2 separate regions of the Homo sapiens genome follow, and region 1 is linked to region 2. Evidence: chromatin loops called from intact Hi-C (ENCODE). Cell type or tissue: GM12878. All regions are shown on one strand. Each heading gives the region's core, and the rest is flanking DNA. Links, peaks and the distances in the headings are about the cores only.

Evidence for each region. Peaks named below come from ENCODE experiments on the same cell type or tissue, not always from the same donor. Only the 100,000 strongest peaks of a DNase experiment are listed, where the experiment ranks them.
Region 1: it touches region 2 in a loop (2.0-fold over the local background); 2 of 110 quality-filtered maps call a loop at or near these places.

Annotation. Positions count from the first base shown.
Region 1 is chr16:47,386,200-47,398,330 of GRCh38, reverse strand. All of the region lies in intron 6 of ITFG1 (integrin alpha FG-GAP repeat containing 1), which reads left to right. Among named protein-coding and RNA genes, the nearest start is that of ITFG1, 69 kb to the left of the region's middle. RefSeq lists an enhancer at 11,253-11,753. In GM12878, for the core only: no CTCF peak of the experiment used is centred there; a DNase peak (open chromatin) is centred at 6,030.
Region 2 is chr16:47,253,076-47,265,206 of GRCh38, reverse strand. ITFG1 (integrin alpha FG-GAP repeat containing 1) reads left to right here. Exons shown (of 18, transcript NM_030790.5): 11 at 4,512-4,662; 12 at 6,467-6,575. It also overlaps the pseudogene LOC100422275. Among named protein-coding and RNA genes, the nearest start is that of ITFG1-AS2, 14 kb to the left of the region's middle. In GM12878, for the core only: a CTCF peak has its summit at 6,150; a DNase peak (open chromatin) is centred at 6,116.

The DNA of each region.
Region 1 (12,131 bases), core at 2,437-10,436, 130 kb before region 2:
GGAATCCAGATACTTCTTGATTCAGGCCTTTTTTTTTGTTTTTCTGGCTCATGCTTCCTGCCACTTCTTTTCTTCATCAGCGCCTGTAAATAGACACTGGGGATGAAGACAGAGGAAATTAAAGTTTTTCATATTTTCTCTGTTGTTAGTAGTTGAAGGAGGTGTGTGACAGGCTGTTAAAAGCCATGCAGCTTTAAGTCTGAATTTCAAGCTAGCCTACTGTGTGTGTGGTCAAATGTGGGACATGATGTGTCTCATCCAGGGCTTGACTGCTCTAATAAGGAGATGAGCCATTAATAAAGCATTAAAGAATGATTAAATACATACTTGAGAGTGCTTGTAAACTGAAAAGATAAATTATTGATAAGGCTCCAAGTGTATATAAAGCCTCCCAACTCAGTGATATTGTAACATTGATTTGCTCAAAGACCTTCAGTGGCTCCTCTTCATCCTCTAAGGTAGAGGCTAGTTCCCGTGGCTGCCTGCAGTGTGATCCTCTCTTCCTTTCTAGCTTTCTCTCCTGGTCCCCTGCTGGCATCCTGTACTTAAGCCAAACTCTCCTTTTCCCAGTTTCCTCTAGTTTTCCTCATTGCCTTGCCTTTGCTGCTTCCTCTACCTCAGGGTTTCTTAATCGTGGTACTGTTGACACTTTGAGCAGGATCCTTGTTTGTTGTGGGGAGCTGCCATATGCATTGTAGGATGTTTAGTTTAGCACCATACCTGGCTTCTACTATCTGAATACCTGTAGCAACCAAAAATGTCTTTAGACATTGTCCAGTGTCTCCTAAAAGGCAAAATAGTCCCTGGTTGAGAATCATTGTTCTACCTAGTAAGCTGTCAACCTGTCTACATCATACTTGTCTTTCTTTCAAGCTTTATCTCAAATGCTATTTCCTCTAAGACTTGTTACTGTTTTCTTTTTGCTTACTTATCTTGTTAGCCACTCTGTTTCCCATGCCCAGTAAGAGTGACCATTCCCTTGAGCTCTGTCTCCTAACTTACCCATCCCTGACCCCTGTGCTCCCTCCCCAACACTTCCACTCTGTCTTCTGGAACACCAGCTCCACCATCAGCTCTCATCTGCATTCTTGCTTCTTTTCACAGAGTTCCTTTCACAGTTGTGGAAGCATCCCCCGTAGCTGCCTCTAATGGAATATGCCACATGCCTCATATTTTGGTGTTTAGAGATCAGCAACTTTAATCCCCAGTACCACTTTCAAATTATTTCTCCCCGAAATATCTGCAAATCTCCTCCTATGAGGTTTCTGCCACCCCGTTACACCAAACGTCATCTTCCTTTTTTTATTACTAGCATCTATCAATTTCTAGTTCACTGGAGACATAACATCTTCTGGACAGTTGTCTAACTCTTGTCATCATTTTAGGTGATTTCAGTGTCTGCAGAGATGAGTCAGCCCAGCACCAGGACCTCCCCACCTCAGCCAGCTCAGTTCGTTCCCTGCACCTTGTAGGTACCAGAAAATATACCATCTCCAAAACCACCAGTCACATAGCCACTCTCCTACTACCACCCCTTATCCCTCTAGGTTACATGCTTAAGTGCCCTCCCTGCAACGCTTTTTGGATCTCACTGGGGCCTGCAGTCCACTGATCCTGCTACTTTATATCCACTCATCCCTCATCCAGCCTCCATTTCCCTCCTATCCATGGTAAATTATTACTAACCCTCTCTTGCAAATATGCTTGGCTTCTCTCATTCTCTCACATTCAGACACCCTAATTCTAGGTAAACCCAGCCACCTTCCTTCTTTCTCTTTCTCTCTTTCACACACACACACACACACAAAATAATTATTAGGTTAGGAGACTGTCCTTGATCTCAGTCTCACATTCTAAATTCAAGTCCTCATTGTGTTCTTTCTCATAGTTCCTGAACTTTTTCTTCATTTCTTCATTTCTATCACAGTTTGAATTTGAAGTTCCCTTTCTCATCTTCATGTATGGCCGGTGTTCTGTCTTGCTCCTTTCTTCTGCTCTTCTCCTCCCCTCCCCCTCTACTTCCTCCCTCCCTTTTGCTCCCATTGGAGAAGCAAGCAATGCATACATTTTAGCAACAGCTAACAGCTGTACCTACTCCATTTTGGCATTTAACAATGTATTTGCTCTGAGTTGCAGCCGATTAACTTTTCTTCAGAGGCAAATGTAGACTTATCTCTCCTTCTCCTGACCACCCACCACACTATACTTAAGAAAATGGAAAGGGATAGGTGAGTGTTTTCTGCTACTATCACGTAGACTAAAGTAAAGGAATATCCTTTGGATAACAGATTAGATGTAAATTGGGTCTTCAGATATCTAAAACATTAGGCAGGCTTTTACCAAGAGACTGATATGACATTTAGCAGCAGATTGTGTTACATGGTTTGATATTTCTTCACACCTGCTTTCTGAATATAGATGTGTTCTTAATTTGATATCTAGGATTGCATACTGCTGACGATAGACATGAGGCAATAACATTGTATTTTCTGCATAAATGCATGAAAGTGTTTGAAACTTCACTTCTTTGACATTTTGAAATTGTATATTTTCATTATTAAGAGAACTCTAGAAGAGAAACTCCATTTAAAAACAGTATATGGTGCCGGTAAATACTCGGCTCTTACTATAAAGTGAGGGCACATTTTTTAAATAACAAAGTAGAATTACTGTTTTGCTTTTATTATACAGTGTTTCCCATCTATTAATTTATCCCCAACAGTGATCCTTAGTCACCTAAGGGGATTGCTTTCAATCATAATTGACAGATTTGTTCTGACATTTTAACTTTTACTAGTTACTTTTTTCATGGGTTTAGACTGTAATACAGATTTTTGAATCAAGCTTTTTGCCTAGGCATGAAACATGATTAAACAGTGTGACCTGCCAGATGTTTTAATCAGAATGACAATTTACGGCATCCCTAAGCAGCATATATTATGCCAATGAACATAAATGATCATGGTGTCTCATTGATATTTTCATTTTCTATTTTTATTTTTATCTAATTAGACTCTTTAATGAGCTGTATATATTGTGGAGCAAAATGTCATCATAATTTTAATATACAATATAATGAATATATGGTAAATAGCTTTAAATTGTTTGAATTCTTATCTAGTTAGGTTGAAGATGAACTAAGTCTGTTTCTATCCAATATAGTTAGTTTACTGTGAACTAAAGTCTATTAATACTAAATGTTCTAGACCACTGATGTGGTTAAGAAGGAAATAAAATTAGCATGCAACTTCAATAAGCCATGTAAAAATGTTTTGTCCAAGATGTTCACATTTCTCTTAGTAGAAATTGTCCATAATCATAATGGACTCTTCATATTGTATATTGGCATGAAAAACAAAAAATATCTAAAAAGTATTATTTAGCTGCACCACTCCTGTCTATCTCCCAATACCAACAGAACTAATTTTTTTCATAAATGGTCTTTTGAAAACTAGCTGAAGTCATGGAGTAACATGAAACTTTAGTTTTTAATTACTGGAGATCTCATTTCACCCTTTGCACTCAGGATCTCAGATACCATTCATAGGAATCAGGTGCTTATTACTTGAGAATGTTTTTGGTATACATTTTTAGAAATACAAGTTAATAAAATATGGGATAAAATGAACTGAAATTATGTAGGATGACCTTTTACAAATTGAGAGATTTATAGAGAGATGTGTCTTTTTTTTTTTCCATTTAGATTTTTGGAAGCACCTTAATTATAGTGCTTCTGGCGAGTAATGAAAACTTGGCCTTTCTGCTCTAGGAAAACATAGTCCACATGACACAGTACTTTTGACAGAATTCTCAAAGACAGTGTGTGTTTGTGTTTTTGTGGACTTTACCTAAAGATAAATAGAATTTTGTTTCTGAAAAAGCTTTAAAAAGTGAAAATAGTGTATGTCGATGAGTCATGAGCGATTCTCAAACAAATCTACCAGGAAGGCAAAGTGAGCTAAGGTTGAGGGTACTTTTTGACATCTTAGAATTGCTCAGCTGACTTAAAAGTATATAATATTTTCTCATCGATTTAGTAATTCTGATCAGTATGCTACATGTACACACACACACTTTTTCTTAAAAGCAGCACAGACTGTATCTTCCAGATGGCTTTGATAAATCTAGGTTTAAATTCTTCTGTCCTCTTGGGCCACAGTGAATCTTTTGTGAACATTAAAAATATAATGCAATGAGTTCTCTTACAAAAACATGTAGAATCTGTACTAAATAAGTTCTTAAATCCTGCTGCTCTGCAGTATATCTTTCCCATTGCTCACAAGCATTTCTAGCATTATCCTGAAATTAATGCTAATTCCAGCATACAGATCCAAGTATTTTAAAAAGTTGAGTTATCCTTTAGGATGAGTCCTAACCTATTCTGTTGACCAAATTTTAATTCACATAAAGAGACTTAAAACATATGTTTTAAATGACACTGATATGTTAGTGTGTTATGTTTACCTATAGGCAACCCCTTAATCTCCAAAACATGTAATAGCCAAATGTTTGATGAAGTCTATTATAATTACATGGTCTTGTATTTAGTGACTTAACTTTGTCACTGTAGAAAAACCAAAAAAAATTTCTTTTTTTTTTTTAGACAGAGTTTTGCTCTGTTGCCCAGGCTGGAGTGCAATGGGGTGATCATGGCTCACTGCAACCTCCACCTCCTGAGTTCAAGTGATTCTTATGCCTCAGCCTCCCTAGTAGCTGGAACTACAAGTTCTTGCCACCACGCCCAGCTAATTTTTATATTTTTAGTAGAGACGATGTTTTGCCAAGTTGGCCAGTCTGGTTTCAAACTCCTGGCCTCAAGTGATTCTCCCACCTCGGCCTCCCAAAGTGCTGGGATTACAGGCATGAGTCACCACACTCGGCTGCCACTGCTCATTCTTGAAGGATCTTTCCAATCTACCAAGGACCTTCTCCTTAACACCTAGGAGTTCAATACCAGTATAGCCCCTTGGATAGTGTATGGTGCACTGCCTCATAGCATCGCACTGCTAGTTATCTAATTATGCTAAAGGAATACAGGCTCAGGCACCCTCGAGTACAGTGTAGTCAGAAAAGGAGCAGACACCTTAAGGGGTATTGTTGGCTCTTGTTAGAGGGCCAGGAAACTCTGGGGACCATGTCACCTTCCCTATCTCTTCCTAAGCATCTAAGTTCTAGTTGCCCTAAAATGGCAGTGCTACCTCTTTTCTAGCTCTGCATCTCTTAATATTTGTTTCTCCTCCCTCTACTAGCTGGTCAAATTTATCTGTCTTTCTCCATTTAGAATTCTGGTCCAACAAATAGTTATTATCCATCTTTGGACATAGCTTCTCATGCTTGGCCTCTTCTTTAGTTACCTGCCAGTTGTGGAGGGGTGGCCTTGGATTAAGACACCTGTGAGCTAGTCAGTACTTTTCTGATCAAAAACCTGTGGCTGGGTGATTTTTCTATTACTTACATTTAGGTTGTTAAATATTTTGTCCCAGAGGGCTCTGTAAATTTTGTGAGACCAGTGTCAGATATTGTTCCTTACTGTACATGAGAGCACCTCAAAGAAGCTAAGATTTATTAAGCCCCTTACAACAGAGCATTGTGTTAGACAGTCTCCATACATTATTTCATTTCACCCTTTTCCGATTCATGCGTGAAATCAACTTACTATAAATGGTGATATTACACCCACTTCATTGATAAATTAATTAAGAAGTAGAGAAAACAAAGGCCCATAAGTCACATAGCTAATGACTGGCACAGCTGACTCTGATTCCCAAACCTGTGTTCTTTGCAGTCTATACCATAATGTGTAAAACTCAAGTCCTTACAATAGATCACAGGGTTCTGCACAGCCTGATGCCTCACATTTCAGACCTGATCTCCTCCTCTCCTGCTCTATTTCCCTGTCCCAGCCACACAGACCTCCATGGCCTGTGTTCTTGAGACACACTGTCACCTCCAGCCTTTACACGGCTGAGGCCCAGCAGGACGCTCTTCCCCCAGATATCCACAGGGCTCACTTCCTCATCTCCTTCACATCTATTTGTTTTGTGGTTTTTGTGGGCGTTCGTCGTTTTGAGGGTTTTTTGTAGAGACAGAGTCTCTTTATGTTGCCTGGTGCTGATCTCAAACTCCTGGGCTCAAACGATCCTCCCTCCTCAGCTTCCCAAAGCGCTGGGATTACAGGCATTAGCCACCGCACCCAGCCTCCTTCAGATCTTTACTCAATATCACTTTGTAAGTTTGCTTTCATTAAATTCCAAACACCCCTCCCACATGGACACTTCTTATCTTTATTTTTCTCTTTAGTGTGACCTATTTTACTTACTTATATGTAAAAATAAAGGAGCAAAAGTTTCCGCCAAGAAATACTCTTGTATTTCCAGTTAGAACAGTACTTGGCATATATTAAGCACCCAATAAATATTCCTTGAAAAATGGACGAAGGGATAGGTGTATATGTCTATGCATATATGTCCCAATAATGAAATAATTCCTAGGATATTAATGCATCAAAGGTAATATAACTGAATTCTGATTCCCATATGAGGGTGTCAGAGTGGGCAGAAAATAATTTAATAACCAAATCCTTCAGTAATCTAACAAGATGCATGCACATATATATTTCTAATATTTATCCTGACTTTCAAAAAGGATCTTCAGAAGCCTTTCACATAGGTCACATAAGCATAACAGAATTATACTTAGTGTTTTTATTACTGTTTCTGAAAGAATTTGAAAGAACTTTAAACACTATATATGCTGCAAAATATGGACAAAAAATTTAAAACGTCTCAGAGATGATCTGAAAGATCCCAAGAGTTGTTAGGCCCAGGGCATTAAATACGACCTAAACATTTAAGCAACATTAAAAATTAGTGCACTAAATTTTACTCTGAGTAAATTGGTAGCTAAGACAAAAAAGGAAAGTTATTTGAATGTCTCATAGAAGAAAGTACCCACATTCATCTACAGAGATACGTTTACTTGGAACTTCAATTCTGTGAAAATATAGGTGTCTTTATATAGACTCTCTTCAACTGTAGGATTATAAAACATTCAGAAACTTTGCTCAAATGTACACTGTGTATAAGTGCCTTGTATAGTAGTTGAGGGCATAATATTAAATTATAACTAAGTCAACATATTTCCCTGAGTAACCTGATCTGAAGTTCTCTGCCATGTCCCTTTCCCACCTTTGTGCCTCTGCTTGTGGGTTCTCCGTGCACCTGTATGTGTCCAGATAGTCCCTGTGCTTCAAAGCCTGATGAAACTTTCTTAATGCCCCCCAGCTACTAAGATTCTCTACAGGCTCGGGATTCCCATGGACTTTATTTGTCTCTTCCTAAATGATATTTTTCACTTCAACTTCATATAAAAATTATATAAAATTGAATTACAAGTATTTGAAATAGTTGTCTAATCACTCAAACTAGATTTTTCTTTAAGTATAATGTATTATATGCAGTTATATTCATTAAATATTTGTTAAGAGAGCAAATGAGCCTATTTCAGTATTGGATTTTTAAAGTAATACCTTATACAGTTCAGGCAAAATATTTCTGTTAATAAGCATTATTGGCCGGGCACGGTCACTCACTCCTGTAATCCCAGCACTTTGAGAGGCCGAGGTGGGCGGATCACCTGAGGTGAGGAGTTTGAGACCAGCCTGGCCAACATGGTGAAACCCCATCTCTACTAAAAATAAAAAAATTAGCCGGGCGTGGTGGCGGGTGCCCTGTAATCCCAGCTACTTGGGAGGCTGAGGCAAGAGAATCGCTTGAACCTGGGAGATGGAGGTTGCAGTGAACCGAGATCGCACCACTGCACTCCAGCCTGGGCGACAGAGTAAGACTCTATCTCAATAAATAAATAAATAATAATAAACAAGAATTATTATATCTGGTTTTATTTCATTCCGAAGTTATGTCAGTTTATGTAAGGTTATTTGCAGCATTCATCTGTTTTTTCCCCTTGATTTCACATACAGAACTCATTACCAAATAAAGAGCAAAGACTTAAAAACCTCACAACAAACTTTCAGCTAATGATGCTTCCTTAGGAATTCTCTGTCACAATGACTGGTGATGTCAGCCCATGCCATGCCTATGTCAGATTCAGTCCTGATCCTCAGTGATTACCACCTTTATCTAAGTGTGTATAACTGTCCATCTGGTGAACTGAATGGATGAGCTCCAGTCTTAACAGACTGAAAAGGAATGCTTCTCCATACACATCTCATGCTGCTTTTCTTTCCACGTGGAAGTTCATGGACCTGAAAATGGCTTATTTTAAGCTTTGTACCCAAACTAAAATCTTTGCATTCGATAGGCATTTTTTGTCCAGTCTGACAAGCTCTGTCTTTTGGTGAACTTGTTTAATTCACTGACAAGTTATTAATGTTCTTATTGCAACAGTTGAGTTTACATCTGCCTTCTGTTTACTATGCCTCAGTCCTTTGGTCCTCTACTCCTACGTTACTGCTTTCTTTTGCTTTCAGTGAATATTTTCTATTGTAACATCTTAATTCCTTTAGTAACTTTTTTAACTTTTTATTTTGATTAGTGGTTGCTATAGGGCTTACTACATATATCTTATCAGAATCTACTTCAGATATGTACTAACTTAATTGCAGTGAGACATGGAAATGTCACTTGTTTATAGCTCTATTCTCTTTCCCCCTTATTGTAATACATATTACATCTATATATGTTACAAACCCATCATACTTTGTTATAATTATTACTTTATATAATTTTATGTCTCTTAAGCTTAGAGAAGACAGTAGACAGATATTATTTACAATGTTTATTATATTAACCTTCTTAGTTACTGTTTCTGGTTCTCTTCTTTATTCCTGTGAATTCAAGTTACCATCTGGTGTCATTTTCTTGGTCCATTGCAGTTTTGCTCCCACTCACCTTCTTGGTGTTGCTGGCAAATATATTACATTTCTATATATTATGGGCCTAGTGATACAATTATATACATATTGTTTTATTACAGTTGCATTTTTAAATCAGTTAAGAAAGGAGAAGGAATATACATTTAAACTGTCTTTTTTAACTACATAATTCCTTTACTAATTGCACCATTTTTTCCTATGGATTTGAATTACTATCAGGGGTCATTTGCTTTCATCCTGAGCAACTTTAGTATTTTTTATAAGGTTGTTGCGGGACAGTCAGACCGAAAAAGGTTCAGGAGAGTTTATTAAATTAAGGTGATCACCGGCTCAGCCAGACATATGTCCAGAAAGTCTGAGCCCTGAAAAAGGGCTTTTCCTACTTTTAAACATCTTAAGGTGGGAGCTAACATGAGGCGGGAAGCGAGTTACAGAAGCAAGGAACAAAGGCAGCATTACAACATTCCTTATATCTTGAGGGAAACATGTCTTGCAACCTAAACTTACCAGTCTTGTGACCCTGCAGCCGTGCAGGAACTTCCTGGGCCTGTAATAAACTTTGAGGAATATGGAGTTGGGGAGTACAGATAAGGTACACTGTCCACAGAGAGAGGACAGGCTGTTAATATTCTCTTTTAACTTGAGTGTAAGACGGGGTCACACTTTGCAGCAACTTTAAGAGGATTTTAAAATTTCTGTTACTACTACTATTAGGTTATAGTTGATTTCATTAATTCCTTCTTCAAGGTGAGTCTGCTAGCAGTGAATTATCTCCGTTTTTCATTATCTAGAAATGTCTTTATTTCCTCTTAAATTTTAAAATTAGTTTTCCTGAATGTAGGACTTTTGGTTGACAGGAGCTTTTTTCTTCCGTCATTTGGAGTATGTCATCCCACTGCCTTCTGGTCTTCATTGTTTCTGATGAGAAGTCACCCATTAAACTTATTGGGATTCTCTTCTATGTGATGAATAGTTTTTCCCTTGCTTCTTTCAAAAATTTTCTTTTTCTTTGGTTTTCAGCATTTTTGCTATGATTTATCTATCTGGGTCTCGATCTCTTTGCATTTATTCTGCATCACATTTATTGAGCTTCTTAGATGTGAATATTAATGTTTTTCATCAAATTTGGGAAGGTTTTAGCCATTATTTCTTCAAATTTTTCTTTGTCTTCTCTCTCTCTCACTTCTACTAGAGAACTTCCATTACGTATATCTTGGTGTACTTAATTGTGCCCCACATTTCTTTGAGATTCTTTTCATTTTTTCCTTATCCTTTTTTTCTCTCTGTTTTTCAGGCTGCTTAATCTGTCATGAAGTTTGCTAATTCTTCTGGCAGTTCAAAGCTAACGTTGAGCCCCTCAAGTGAATTTTTTATTTCAGTATATTTACTTTCAGTTCCATAATTTCCATTTGGTTTTTTATCATTTCTGTCTATGGATATTTTATATTTGATAAGGCACACTTCACTTCTTTAAGCATAATTTCCTTTTTTTTTTTTAACATATTTGTAGTGGCTGCTTTAAAGTTTTTGTCTGTGAAATTTACATCTGGTCCCTCTCACAGCACTGTCTGTTGCCAGGTTTTTGGTTTTCTGTTTTCTTGTATATGGATTATACTTTCCTGTTTCTTTATGGGTCTCATAATTTTTTATTGGACATTTAGGTAATTGTTATGGTCATTCCACAGAAAAAGTATGCACAGTCTTCCCTCCGAAATTTGGCTCAAAAGCCAAGAAGGTATGAGAAGGTTTATCAATCACATAAAGAGGCTTTGTGGGAACCGCAAGGCAGGCCTTCCAAACTGGTCTGAAAATGATTTGAGAGATCAAGGACAGGAGACTGCCTTGGAAGGTTATTTGTGTGCTGTTTGGAGGTGGGGCCTGGGTGAGGTTCCTATGCATGAGTAGGGCTTGAGGGGCATGAACCTCCCACCAGCACCAAAGGAGGCTGGCTTTTTTACCAGCTTGCCCAGATATAGGGCACAAGAGGAAAAGGGAGGGGTAAGATTTAAAAGCTGTCAACAGACAAATATTAAAAAATGGAGCCAGATTCTTTTCCACAATAATATACTGTAGCAACTTTGGATACTGCCCTCCACTCCCCAAAGCTTGTTATTGTTGTTTGCTTGCTTATTTGTTTAGTGACTGGCTAGACTATTTCAATAAAGATTATTTTCCCTGTAGTGTGAAGCCTTTGATGTTGCTCCTCAGAGGCTACAGCTTTGGAGACGTACCTTGTCATCCTGGTATGACAGTGGTTTTAGCAGGGCTCTCTTTGTCTCCTTCTGGATCACACTCAGCTGTTAGGCTTCAGTAATTGCCAGCTGATTGCTCTATTTTTGACAATACCTTGGGTCATAAATTGCTCCATGGTCTGATATAATTAAGTTTGGATTCCTTTGCAGGTTTGTTCTGTAGGTTGGTGTTGTAGGTTTGTCCAGACTTCAGGAAGGTTATCTGTAGATCTTCATTCCCTAGTTCTCTCTGTTAAGCCCTGGTCTGTGATTTAGTTTGATTCTTTCATGAGGCTGACTGCCTTCTCTCTATTGCTTTCCATCAAACCTCCATTTGTTTTGAATATACCCTTAGGCTTGAACTTCCCCACACTCTGTTTTAAATATTAGGGGACAGCTTTGTAGCTGCCTGTTACAGCCTGACGCTTCTCCTGGGCAGAATCCCTGAGCATGGCTCCAGAGGTGAGAGTGAGGACAGTGACACACTTTCCCCCTGAGAGGCATCCCTGCTTTAGGATCAGAACACTGCATTGGAGTGGTAGCTTCTGATCTTTGCTTCCCTTTCCGGCATTGAACCAAAGGCCTACAAAAGGGGTGGTGTGTGAGTCGCTAGGCCCCTGCCATTCTTAGTGTGCTGCACGAGAGATGGATCCTCCACCTTTGTGAGTAGGGGCTGGATTGAAGAAGGGGTGTCCCCAGCCTCTTGACCTCACACTCTTGGAATTTAGCCTCTACAGCATATAGCAGGAGGAGATGAGAAATGGTGGCCTGCCCCGCAAGAAGTTACCACAGTCCTTGACTAGGAGCTGGGTGGAGGGGGAGCCCTGTGTTTTTGGCTGCAGCTTCCTGAAGCAGAGTTTCCTTCACACTGAGCTAGGAGGAGGAGAGAAAGAGCAGGTAGTAGTTCAAAAGTTACAGGCTCTTGCTCTTCTTGTCTGATTTCAGTATATTTTCTTGAATAAATGTTTCTTCGTTTGTTATATGCTCTCAGAACAATTTCCAGA
Region 2 (12,131 bases), core at 1,336-9,335:
ACCGTAAACAAAATTTAAAAAAAAAAAATAAAAGGCTGGGAAGTATTTACAACATATCAGGTAATAATAACAGCAGTACATAATAATAATAATAATAATAATAGCAGTTATTAAATGTGTACTGTGCTATACCAGGCACTATACTGAACACTTTACAATGTATTTTCTCATTCAATCCTTAGAACAGCTGTTTGAAGGTAATGTACTATTATGACTTCCATCTTACAAACAAGGATATGAGACTAACAGATAAGTGGCTAAAGTCTCTAACAATAAAAGATCTAAAAATCAATGAGAACATAATTTTAATTGGCAGTTCTTCAGAAAAATGTGAATGGCTTATAAACATAAATGTAATACTCAGCTGCTGTCATCATCAGAAGAATGAAGTTGTTTTTAAGCTCTTCAACTGTCAAGAGTAAGAAGCAATGTTACTAATACCGGCAAGATATGAAAAGACGCTCATACATTGTTGGAAATAAAAGTTGGTATAGCTTTTCAGAGACCATTTAGGTTTAACTGTTGTCATTTAAAATATCCATATCCTTTGACCAGATGACTGTCATCTGGAATTTCTCGTACAAGTTCCCAAAGAAAAATTTTCTCTCTATCTCTGTGTGTGTGTGTGTGTGTGTGTGTGTGTGTGTGTGTGTGTGTGTGTAATAGAGAACAGTTGGCAATAACCTGACCATCAATAGCATAGTGTTAAAATGAATGATGGCTTGGCCATATAATGGAATAACCATTGGAAAAACATGAGACTGTGTAGAAACAGGCAATTTGATAGGCTACTAATGGGAGACTTAAATTGGTACACCTTCTCATGGGGGATGTTTTCAATATAGGGATCAAAAGTCTTCAGTCAGACTATATCCCATTCCCTTTTGTGTGTGCTATATAATGTAGTGGAAAGAAAAATATTATAGAAAAATATATGTATCAGAACCCAATTAGGTTTTTTTTAAGGTTATATGTATTTACATATTTATATGTGCCTAGAAGAAAGCTTAGAAAGATGCATACCAAATTATTAACATTGATTATTCCTGGAAAGGAAGGATTTTGACTTTTTAAATCTCTCTATTGAATGTTATGATTGCTTTTGTAATCATTTTTAATAAAAAAATGTTTAAGATATATTAGTTATAATTGCCAAGAACACATAGAGAAACTGACTAAAAAGAAGCAAGACTGTTTGTCGCCAATAGTTTCTAAACCAAATGGGTAAAGGTTCTTCCTCCTTTGGCTTAAATCAAATTTTATTTTTAAAGGCAAGATGCTGGGTTCTACTTGTAGAGCTCTGTAGAATTTTAAAGAACTGAACTGTTACGAACCTCATGTTTCACAATACAGGACCAAAGTAGCTAGGGAGCTCTAAGACATTTGTAATCTTTACCAACTGATATCAAAAATTAAGAATGACATTTTATTCATTTATTTATGTATGTATGTATTTATTTATTCATTCATTCATTCATTCAGGTAAAGTAGTGAGTAGAGTACCTTAACATCCAAGAAAGTAAAATAGCCACCTCTGCAGCAGCTCATTAAGGACTGGTAACACATAGAGGTCAGTGTTCCACAGCTTTAAAAAAAAGTATTGATACAGTTGAAGACCCCTCCACTAGAGATAAGATGAAGCACTGTATCCATATTACCAATGACAGTCACCCAAGAAATGCAAACAGCTACATCACCCTCCCTCCTGGGGTAGATCCATCATACTTGTCATGAAGATCAACTGCATTGTCACTGGAGACTTGGATCCAGCCATCCTCCTGCACATGGTAGAGGTTAGCAGCACCTCCTGAGTAGGCATCTATGCAGGTGGCTTGGTAGATGGCTTGGTAGCTTACCTCATGGGCCAGATCATAGGCCTGCTCCATTTCCAGGTTATAGGAATAGCCCTGATTCATAACCCCATAAGCATACACAGAGCAAGAACCTACAGAGAAGGTGGCCCCTGAGATCTGATTCCCTTCAGTGTCCATGTAGCAGAGGCCAGGGCCTCTCCTATCCCAGCCACAGATCATGTTGCCTATGGACAGCCCCATGCCTTTGTACTGATACAATATGTTGTCAGGCAGCTTGGAGGCAGCTGTTACAGGGATGCATTCCTTATTTCAAAGCTCATACATTTGACTTTGCCGAGCCAACAGCCATTCTCAGAAGCTACAGTTCCCTGTGCCCCTAGCCATGATGGCTTCGGGTAGGGGTTGATCTCTGTCACCTTCTTTACCATCTGGAGGCAATGTAAGCACCCACTGCAGCCCTATAGTCTGCTGCAACTATGACTCCATGCCAGAACTTGAAGACCAGGGTGGTGATTCCAGGAAGCATTTTGATTCCCTGCTCCTCTGAGACTCCCCAGCTGGGCATGGCCAGCCTCAGCCCATCAGTGGGACTCCCTGGACCCAGATCCAGCAGATCTGCATAAACTGTGAGTCCAGAAAACCTGCACTGGTTCATAGCAGCCTCTCCAAATAGCTGACCAGTTCCATGTCTAGTGTGGGCAAAAGAAGGAATAACATTTTAAATTGCATGACTGCAAAAGGGTTTTTGTTGTAGGTTGTTGTATATTTGAAATTGTGACCAGACTTATAATAATGAAATATGTGCAGTAGTTTTGCAAAGGAAAATAAGGATGCATGCTCACTCAAATGTTGACCATATGATGCATAGATTATAGAATACTGTAGAAAGTCCGCTTTTATCACATGTTCTCATGTTTTAATACAATCTTCTAATAACAGAGTGTGCTACATCTCTGTGAAATATCTAGAAAAACTCTTTAGCTAAAAGGGTAGGATGGGTAAGTTACCAGGAAAAATTTTTATAAATTAGAATTTTAAAATTCATTGTTAGACAGGAGACAAAGAAGAAATCATTTATTCTTTCTAGTGGACAAATACTGTTCTATAATAGGTCATGAACAAAGTCACCTGAGAGTTTTCCAAGTAAATGTTATGGTCTGAAAGATTTTTTTCATTTGTTAAAGAATTGTTCTGGTAAACTATTTGTTTTGGAATTTTTCATCTGGAAAAATAGTTTGAATCCAATCATATATTTACCAGACATCATGCAAATTGAATATTTGGTACATTGGTTTCTATTCTGTGTTAAACGCTTAGAAATTTTGCTTTCTTATAATCAAACTCACCCAGAGCCACAGTAATATTTTTATATGAACAAAAGAAATCTCTATGTACTGATTTATTTAAAGTAATTATTAGAGGGCAGACATGGTGTCTCACACCTATTATCCCAGCACTTTGGGAAGCCAAGGCAGGAAGATCACTTGAGCTCAGGAGTTTGAGACTAGCCTAGGCCACATGGCAAAACCCTGTCTCTACAAGAAATACAAAAATTAACTGGGCATGATGGCACACACCTGTAGTCCAGCTACTCCGGAGGCTAAGATGGCAGGGTCACTTGAGCCCAGGAGGCAGAGAGGTTGCAGTGAGGCGAGATTGCACCACTGCACTCCAGCTGGGTGACAGAGTGAGACTGTCTCAAGAAAAAATGAAAAGTAATTATTATTAGAGAAAAATTAAACAATAATAAAATTTAGGCCGTATCATCTATTATTTTCTATATGCATAGAGAAAAGTGAAAGAATATACATATTTTGGGAAAATGCCTAGGAGCTATTACATAAAATAACACTTTACAAAGTTACTTCTGTATCTAAAGAAAATATTTTTACATGGCATTGTATTGCATTCTATAGTAAAAATGAAGATAATATAAACACTTTCATTGAGTACTAACTGGATGCCAGGAGTTGTTCTAAGTAACTTTCCTTGCAGTGTTTGATTTCATGTTAACAACCTATGCTCTAAGTACTCTTATTATACAGCTTACAAATGAGGATCTGAGTCTTAGAGGTTAAATAACTCACTCAAGGCCACAGAGCTGCTAAATAACAGAGCCAGGATTTGAATCTAGGTAATCTAGCTCCAGAATCTAAGCTCATAAATACTTTGCCTCTAGAGTAGGATTCAAGAGGGAAGACTTCATGGCTATGCAACGTATGATGCTTCTGTTATCTGAGAGATGCTTGGCAATATCTGCCCTACCACCTATGAGAGCAGCTGAAATTCTGTTGTAATAGATTCATTGCTTTGAGTTTATGAGACATTCTAGTTAAAATGTAGATATTCAGTGAAAAGTAATACACATCTAAACAGATAATGACAGTGTGCAGGAACTGAGGGTCAATAACTATAGAGTAGTAAATGAGGAAGAAGGGATGGACTTGGAAACTCCATAGAAAAGGAAAGAAGCCAGCAACCAACTAGCCTACAAAATCAGAGGATTTTTGCCAAAGGTTGAAAAGGGATAGCCAACAATTTTTTAATGACAGTACTATAAACAAAAAATGTGGAGATTTTTTCGTGTAATTTCACTGTGTACCGTTTACCGTCTCCTTTTAATCTAGGAAATACTACAGAGCCGATGCCACAGTGTTGATGTTTATATTAACGAAATGCCTTTCCTTTGGCGCACAGCAACCAGCAGGCCTTTTTACTGGAGAACGTCCCTTGTAATAATGCAAGCTGTGAAGAGGCGCGTCGAATGTTTAAAGTCTACTGGGAGCTGACAGACCTAAATCAAATTAAGGATGCCATGGTTGCCACCTTCTTTGACATTTACGAAGATGTGAGTTCAGAGCTGGGCTGTGTGTTTGAAGTTTAATTGCCTTTCACCTTGTCACACTTTAGCTTCATTCCATTTGACCAGAAAATGTGGACAACACAACAAAAAGCAAATGAGTTAATTAAGGAAAGCCCCTTTTAATGTTAAATGACAGATGAAACAAATCTATTGACAACATTGGCTGATCAGTACAGTCAAATATTAAAACTCTCTTACTTCATTTTGGGCATATTTGGATTAAACCACTAAAGCATCATGCTCTAAGACTGGCAGACCTGAATGTTCAACAGTAGACAAAATTACAGCCAACAGGCCGGGCGCGGTGGCTCACACCTGTAATCCCAGCACTTTGGGAGGCCGAGGCAGGCGGATCATGAGGTCAGGAGATCAATACCATCCTGGCTAACACAGAGAAACCCCGTCTCTACTAAAAATACAAAAATTAGCCGGGCGTGGTGGCGTGTGCCTGTAGTCCCAGCTGCTGGGGAGGCTGAGGCAGGAGAATGGCGTGAACCCGGGAGGCAGAGTTTGCAGTGAGCCGAGATTGCGCCACTGCACTCCAGCCTGGGCGACAGAGCAAGACTCCGTCTCAAAAAAAAAAAAAAAAAAATTTACAGCCAACAAATAACAGACCCTTGAATCTGCACAAGATCACAAAAGAATGAGTTTAGTGCTCAGTTTTATCTTTGTGACGCAGAGTAGCGTCTATTTCCACAGATTCTTGTGACTCTGACTGATTGCCAGGTGACCTTATGAAAGGCTTTAAGGTTCCAGTTTTCCCCTTTCTAAGGTGAAATGCCAGTTTACCGCTCTGAAAAATAATAAATTCTGAAAAAAGCAATGTTAAATTCCAGAATTAATGTATCACAGTATATCCTTGTAAGATAATTTATTTTTAAAAGTTAAGTGCCCAATAGGACATTTATGTCCCCATTTACCCCATTTTTGATTTTATTTTGTTTTTTATAAGAGACTTATTCTCAATTATATGAATTATTCAGGTCCTTGTTTTCCCGTTTCTCCTGCAATCAAATCTTGTGTTATTTCACTTTTCATTAGCAGATTCCAACCATAAAAGTAATTGACAGAAATATCACAAGGGGACAAAGCAAGAGAATTGACTACAAATCCATTTTTAATTTCTGTACATCAAAAATATGAATGAAATTTAAAATTGTTTTAAAACTGGGAAATAAATTTTCTATGAAAGTCAAATAGTTAATATTCATAATATAAAAGGGCTTATACAAACTGATATCATCAAAAATACTCTGCAAAACTAGAACATAGTTTACTACAAAAAGCCAAGTTGCTGACATATTTAAAAATATGATAAATGACCAACTTCATGAAAAGAATCAAAGGAATATCAATTTAAATAAGCATACATTTATTTCCTTCGACAAAATTAGCAAAGCTCCCTCCTTTTTGAAAGCAAATGATAAAATGCTGTGGTGGCAAGGGCAGATGAAAAGGTACTCCCCCTGATGGTTGGAAAGGGTCTGGCAGGTCCACATCATGGGCCTTTGAAACTTCATGCAAATTTGACTGGAAAGAAACATAGCAAAATGCTAATCATTATCTCCAGAGACTAAAATTACAGATGTTTTTTATTTTATTTATATTTTACTATTGAAACTTGGGTGTATATACTACCTATTTTTAATAGCGATTTTATTTTAAACATGAGGATGAATAAATAAGGCTACATTTACTTTATAAACAATATGCCATGCATTTTAATGGTCATTTTTTTTTTAGTTGGTCTAATAGTTTGTTCTTACCATTTTTGTTTGTTTTTTTCCAGGGAATCTTGGACATTGTAGTGCTAAGTAAAGGATATACAAAGAATGATTTTGCCATTCATACACTAAAAAATAACTTTGAAGCAGATGCTTATTTTGTTAAAGTTATTGGTGAGTAAAGTACTAACATTTAATTTTGTTCTCTTTCTCTTCCCCTCTCTCCACATATTCCAAAGAGCAAGGACATGCTCCGATGTACAACCCTCTAGATCAGATCAACCAGTACAGCACCATCCTGTCTATATACATAGACCCCATTCAGATTTCACCAGCTGTCCCAACAATATTGTTTTTTCTTTCTGGCCCAGGATTCTGTCCAGAAATATCTATTGCATTTAATTGTCCCATCTTTTCAGACTTCTTCAATCTGGACCAGTTCCTCAGTCTTTTCTTATTTTTCATGTCCTTTTCAGTTTTAAAGAATCCAGGCTTTGCATTCTGTGAGATAGCACTGTTTCCTCATTACCCAACTTAGGTCATGAATTATTTGCAGAAATTCCACTGCAAGGAGTTGCAGAATTGATGCTGTGCATTTCTCAGTGCATCATATCAGGAAGCACATGATGTTCACCTGTCCTACCACCATGATGTTAACCTTGTTCACCTGGTCACCTTGATGATCACCAAGTTTCTCTACCCTAAACTCACTGTTTTCCCCTTTGTAATTCATTAGTGTTTTGGGGGGCAATATTCTGATATTACATTAATAGGCTTTTCTTTATGAAACTTTTGCCTAGCACCCTTAGAGTACATTGACAACTCCCTGAATCAACCTTCTACATTTGTCAAATAATGATTCTCTATTTCCATCAATTGACATTCTACTGTTCATCTTGTACCCCCCTTGTCCCAAGCCTGGAATCAGACATTTCTCCAAGGAATCAGACATTTCTCTCTTTTAGTAGAGAACAGTATTTCAAAACCACATCCTGAAATGGTTGCCCAGTGTGCTCGTTGCTACTGGGTTGTCATTTCTTCCAGGTTCTCTCAATGGACACAGCTAGGAGAAAACAGGTATGGATTCACATATGTACATACAAGTCTACACATTTGTAACTATTTTTACATCTATTTACATTTGTATGAGCTAACTATAAAACCATGAATTCGTTGCAATAATTTCATTTTTCATCCAAATGGAGCACTTCAGGGTTCCTTCTAATTTCGTCTGTTTTTGTAGATATCTCTTCCAGCAGTGAGAAACGTGACTTCTGTTTTCCTCATTGTGTTACTTATTTTTTCATTGTAACCAGTTCCCACCCATGCTAGTAGTATCCTCCACCTGACCCCCATGTTTGTCATAAAGACCCTGTACATGTTTTGTTAAGTGCATGCCTAAGTATTTTATTTTCTTTAAGATGGCTGTAGAGGATATTGTGTTTTTAAGTTTTGCTTCCACATATTTTAGTGTATGGAAATGAAATTTATTTTTGTGTATTGATCTTGTATACAGTGACCTTGCTTGACTCACTAACTGGTTCTAGGAGGGTTTTTTGAAGATTCCTTGGGATTTTCTACATAGACAACTTCGTCTTCTGCAAAGAGAGATAATTTTCTTTCTAATCCCTATGTCTTTTATTTTTCTTGTGCTGGCTAGAATTTTCATTTACTATATTGAATAAGTGGTGAGAGTGGACACACTTGTCTTGTTTCCAGTGTTAAGGGGAAAACATTTTGGCTTTCGCCATTAAGTGTTATATTAGCTATAGAGTTTTTTGGTAGATGCTTTGTATCATATTAAAGAGGTTCTCCCTATTCCTACTTTGCTGAGAGTTCTATCCTGAACTGGTGTTAGAGGTGACTGTTTTTGCATTACTATTGTGATAGCCAACACCAAGAGACCCATGTTGATTTGTGTGACCAAAAAAGGCACATGTACTTTGTAGAAATATTTATTACAGTTTTGAAACAAGCATAAATAGCTGAACCCAGAAAAGCAACAGAACGTATTAGTGTTGAGATTTATTTTGAGAGATGAAACTGATATAACATGCATCCTTCCTTTCTAAACAGCAAATTCAGTCTTATTTGAGCTAAGAGTTTCACCTATCTTCATTATTACTGCAGCCACAAAATACTGATACATGAGTCTAATCATTTCTATACTTTTAATTATCCATGTCCTCTCTTTTGCCATTTTCAAGAAAGTATTATTTGGCTATTTTAAAGCTAAAAAAATTTAAATATACTGTTTATTTGGTATGATGTTAATTTTGGAGTTGAAGTACATTCCTTATCTCTGTCCTTCTTCAACTGGACACCTCTAGATAAGAAGGCAAGAAATTCTTAAAACTTTTGCTAACCTAATTGTGTATGTAATTAGAATAACCAAGTTCAGTTAATTGAAACAATGAGTATTGGAGTAAGAGTTTGGGATTTGATTCCTTAGGGATAAACTACTAAATCCAGGACAGTCATTTAACTGCTGCAGATTTGAGTTCCCAGGGGAACCAAACAGAAGTCACACAATTTCTAGGATGAAAACATCTCAAAAAAAAATCAGTCCTCCCAGCACTTCGGGAGGCTGAGGCAGGGAGAGCACTTGAAGTCAGGAGTTGAAGACCAGACCAGCCAACATGGTGAAATCCCTGTCTCTATAAAAAATACGAAATTTAGTTGGGCGTGGTGACGCGTGACTGTAGTCCTAGCTACTCAGGAGGCTGAGGCTGGAGCCTGGGAGGCAGAGGTTGCAGTAAGTCAAGGTGACATCACTGCACTCCAGCCTGGGCTATAGAGCAAGGCTCTGTCTCAAAAAAAAAAATAAAAAAATAAAATAAAATCAGTTATTTTACCTTTGCTCACGAGCATCATCCTTCTTGGTGAAAAGCAGCGTATTTTTAGTCTTCATTTATTTTAATATCACATTTAATCTCTCCTTCATCCATCCATTTCAGAATGCTTGGCAAGCACTCTGAAATCTAGGCTTATTTATTTGTGTCATTCACATTAACATCTCTCTTACTCCTAGTATGCTTTAATGATCTAAGCAACTTAAGAGCAGCCTCTGTCTTATTTGTCTTTGATTGCTGGGTGCCTAACACAGGGCCTGGTACATAGGAGACATTCAATAAATTTATGTCAAATAAATGTCCAGCTATCTTTTGAGGCATGGATTGGCTATCTTGATTAACAGTGTTCCCTTCTTCTCTAGTACTTAAGCAACACTTGATGCCTCTGACTCATCTGTGTCTCTAAGAAGCATTCTACCAAAATAGGTGAAACTCCAATTCAAAGTCAGATTTCCACCTTGACCTGTTTGCTGATATTAGGGACACAACTAAGTCAGTCATTCATTTCTTGAAAAGATTGAAATGCCTTTCCTGGTTTAACTTCTCAAGTCTACCCATCTTTTGCAGATTCTGTGTGACTAGAAACTCTAATTTACGTAATTTCTCAGGCTTACACCAAAAATGCACAGAAAGAGTAACACATGATGAGTGACAGTGAGTTTTTCCTCTCATTATTTTAATGGGCTCCTGTAAAACTAACTGTTTTGCTCCAACCTAGCATAAGTGTGATTTGCTTCAAAAATATACATTAAATTTAAATTAATAATTCTCTTTCAAAATATTGTTTTCTTTCTGTTTAATGAGATAACTGTGGGATTTTTCCTTCTTTCATTTGAATTTTGCCAGTGTACTTCAATAAACTTTTTTGAGACAGAGTCTCGGTCTATTGCCCAGACTGGAGTGCAGTGGCGCGATCTTGGCTGACTGCACCCTCCGCCTCCCAGGTTGAAGCAATTCTCATGCCTCAGCTTCCAAAGTAGCTGGGATTACAGACATGTGCTGCCATGCCTCGCTAATCTTTTGTATTTTTAGTAGAGACGAGTTTTTGCCATGTTGGCCAGGCTGGAGCCAGTGTACTTTAAAGGAACTATTTTCTCAAGTCTGAAGCTTAAAAAAAAGACAGATTTATTACTTAGTTCATCTGAATGTGGTATGTGCCTGTGCATACCTGAACAGATTAAAGATCAATTCTTTCTAGGACAGATGTTACGCATTAAGTACTAAGGAAAATTTCAAGTGCAAGAGATATTAATCTGTATATTGTTAAAACAAATCAAGTTCTCCCTGTGCTCAGCAAGTTCTTTTATTCAAGCCTTGAAACTACTTTTATACTAAAAGTTCTGTTTTATACTCTTAAAATAGAATGTGATTGAACTGTCTATACTTGTGAGTTTTGCTGACTAGCATGAGGGCCTGCGACTCCACTGCTTTCCATGCTCAAGTCTGCAAGTTCTTCCCTCGCACAGAGGTCCCCAGCCAGGTAGAACGGATGGGAATCAGAGCATAGGGTTTTTGTAACATTGATAAGATATTCCAATTCCCAGTTGTAATAATAATAATAATAATAATAATATGCTAAAGAGAGTAGGCAGTTCTCAGGGTGAGGCAAAAGAAGGTCTGACTTTTTTTATATTGATCATTTAGAAATTATCCACGTGGGAAAATGTATGCATATAATTTAGGGTCCCAAGTTCTTCCTTGGCATTTATTCATTTACATTTTTTTTAATTACAAAAACAAGATATTAGAGATGGGGAAAATCTCAAAAGGCATCTTGCCCAAGTCTAACCTAATGCAACATCTTAGCTTCTGCTTGAATGCTTTGTACTAAAGGAGACCTCACCTCCTCATAATGCAACACAGACTTCTTTTATGATCAGTTTAGTTGTTAGAAAACTCAAGTCAAAATGTGCATATTTAGTTAGTTCTGTCCATTGATACTCATGTCTGGTGTATAGTAGGCCCTTTATAGGTATCTGTTGAATTTTTTAAAAATTGTTCCAATAAAATTACTCTAGTTTTTATTGTTAAAGCACACCCTAACGCAGGGGTCCCAAACCCCAGGCTGCAGACCAGTACTAGTCTGAGACCTATTAGGAACCAGGCCGCACGACAGGAGGTGAACGGCCGGAGGGCGAGCAAAGCTTCCCCTGTATTTATAGCCACACCCCATCACTGGCATTACCGCCTGAGCTCTGTCTCCTGTCAGAGCAGCAGTAGCATTAGATTCTCATAGGAGCACGACGCCTATTGTGAACTGCACATGTGAGGGATCTAGGTTGTGTGCTCCTTATGAGAATCTAACTAATGCCTGATGATCTGAGGTGGAACAATCCTGAAACCATCACCCATCTAACCCCCATCTGTGAAAAAATTGCCCTTCTTCTGCAAAACCCATCTGTGGTGCCAGAAAGGTTGGGGACCACTGCCCTAACTTATAATCATAATAACAGAATACTCAGAACACATCATGGTCCTGCTCAGGAAAATGTAGCCTTTACATCATTAAATAGTGAGACAGCAAACTACCTGACAGTGAAATGACATGTCTGAGCCCTTCTTTAAAGTAATCCAGGGATGTGGAAGCTAGGTATACATGAAACAAGGTTGGCCATGTGTTGTTGACAGTTTTTCAAATTGTGAGAAATGTGTGTGAGGTTCATTCTGCTATTTTCAGTTTTATATATGTTTATACTTTTGTTTGAAATGTTCTGTAGTAAAAAGTTAAAACAGAAAACTGAAGAGAGTCTTGAGAATCTCTAATCTGGAGTTTAAGAATCCCTGGCCTTCAACTTACCACCCTAAATCAGGACAAGTCACCCTGCAGTCTCAGTAACATTATCCTGAGGAGAGGATTCTCCACACATCTCCAAGCTGA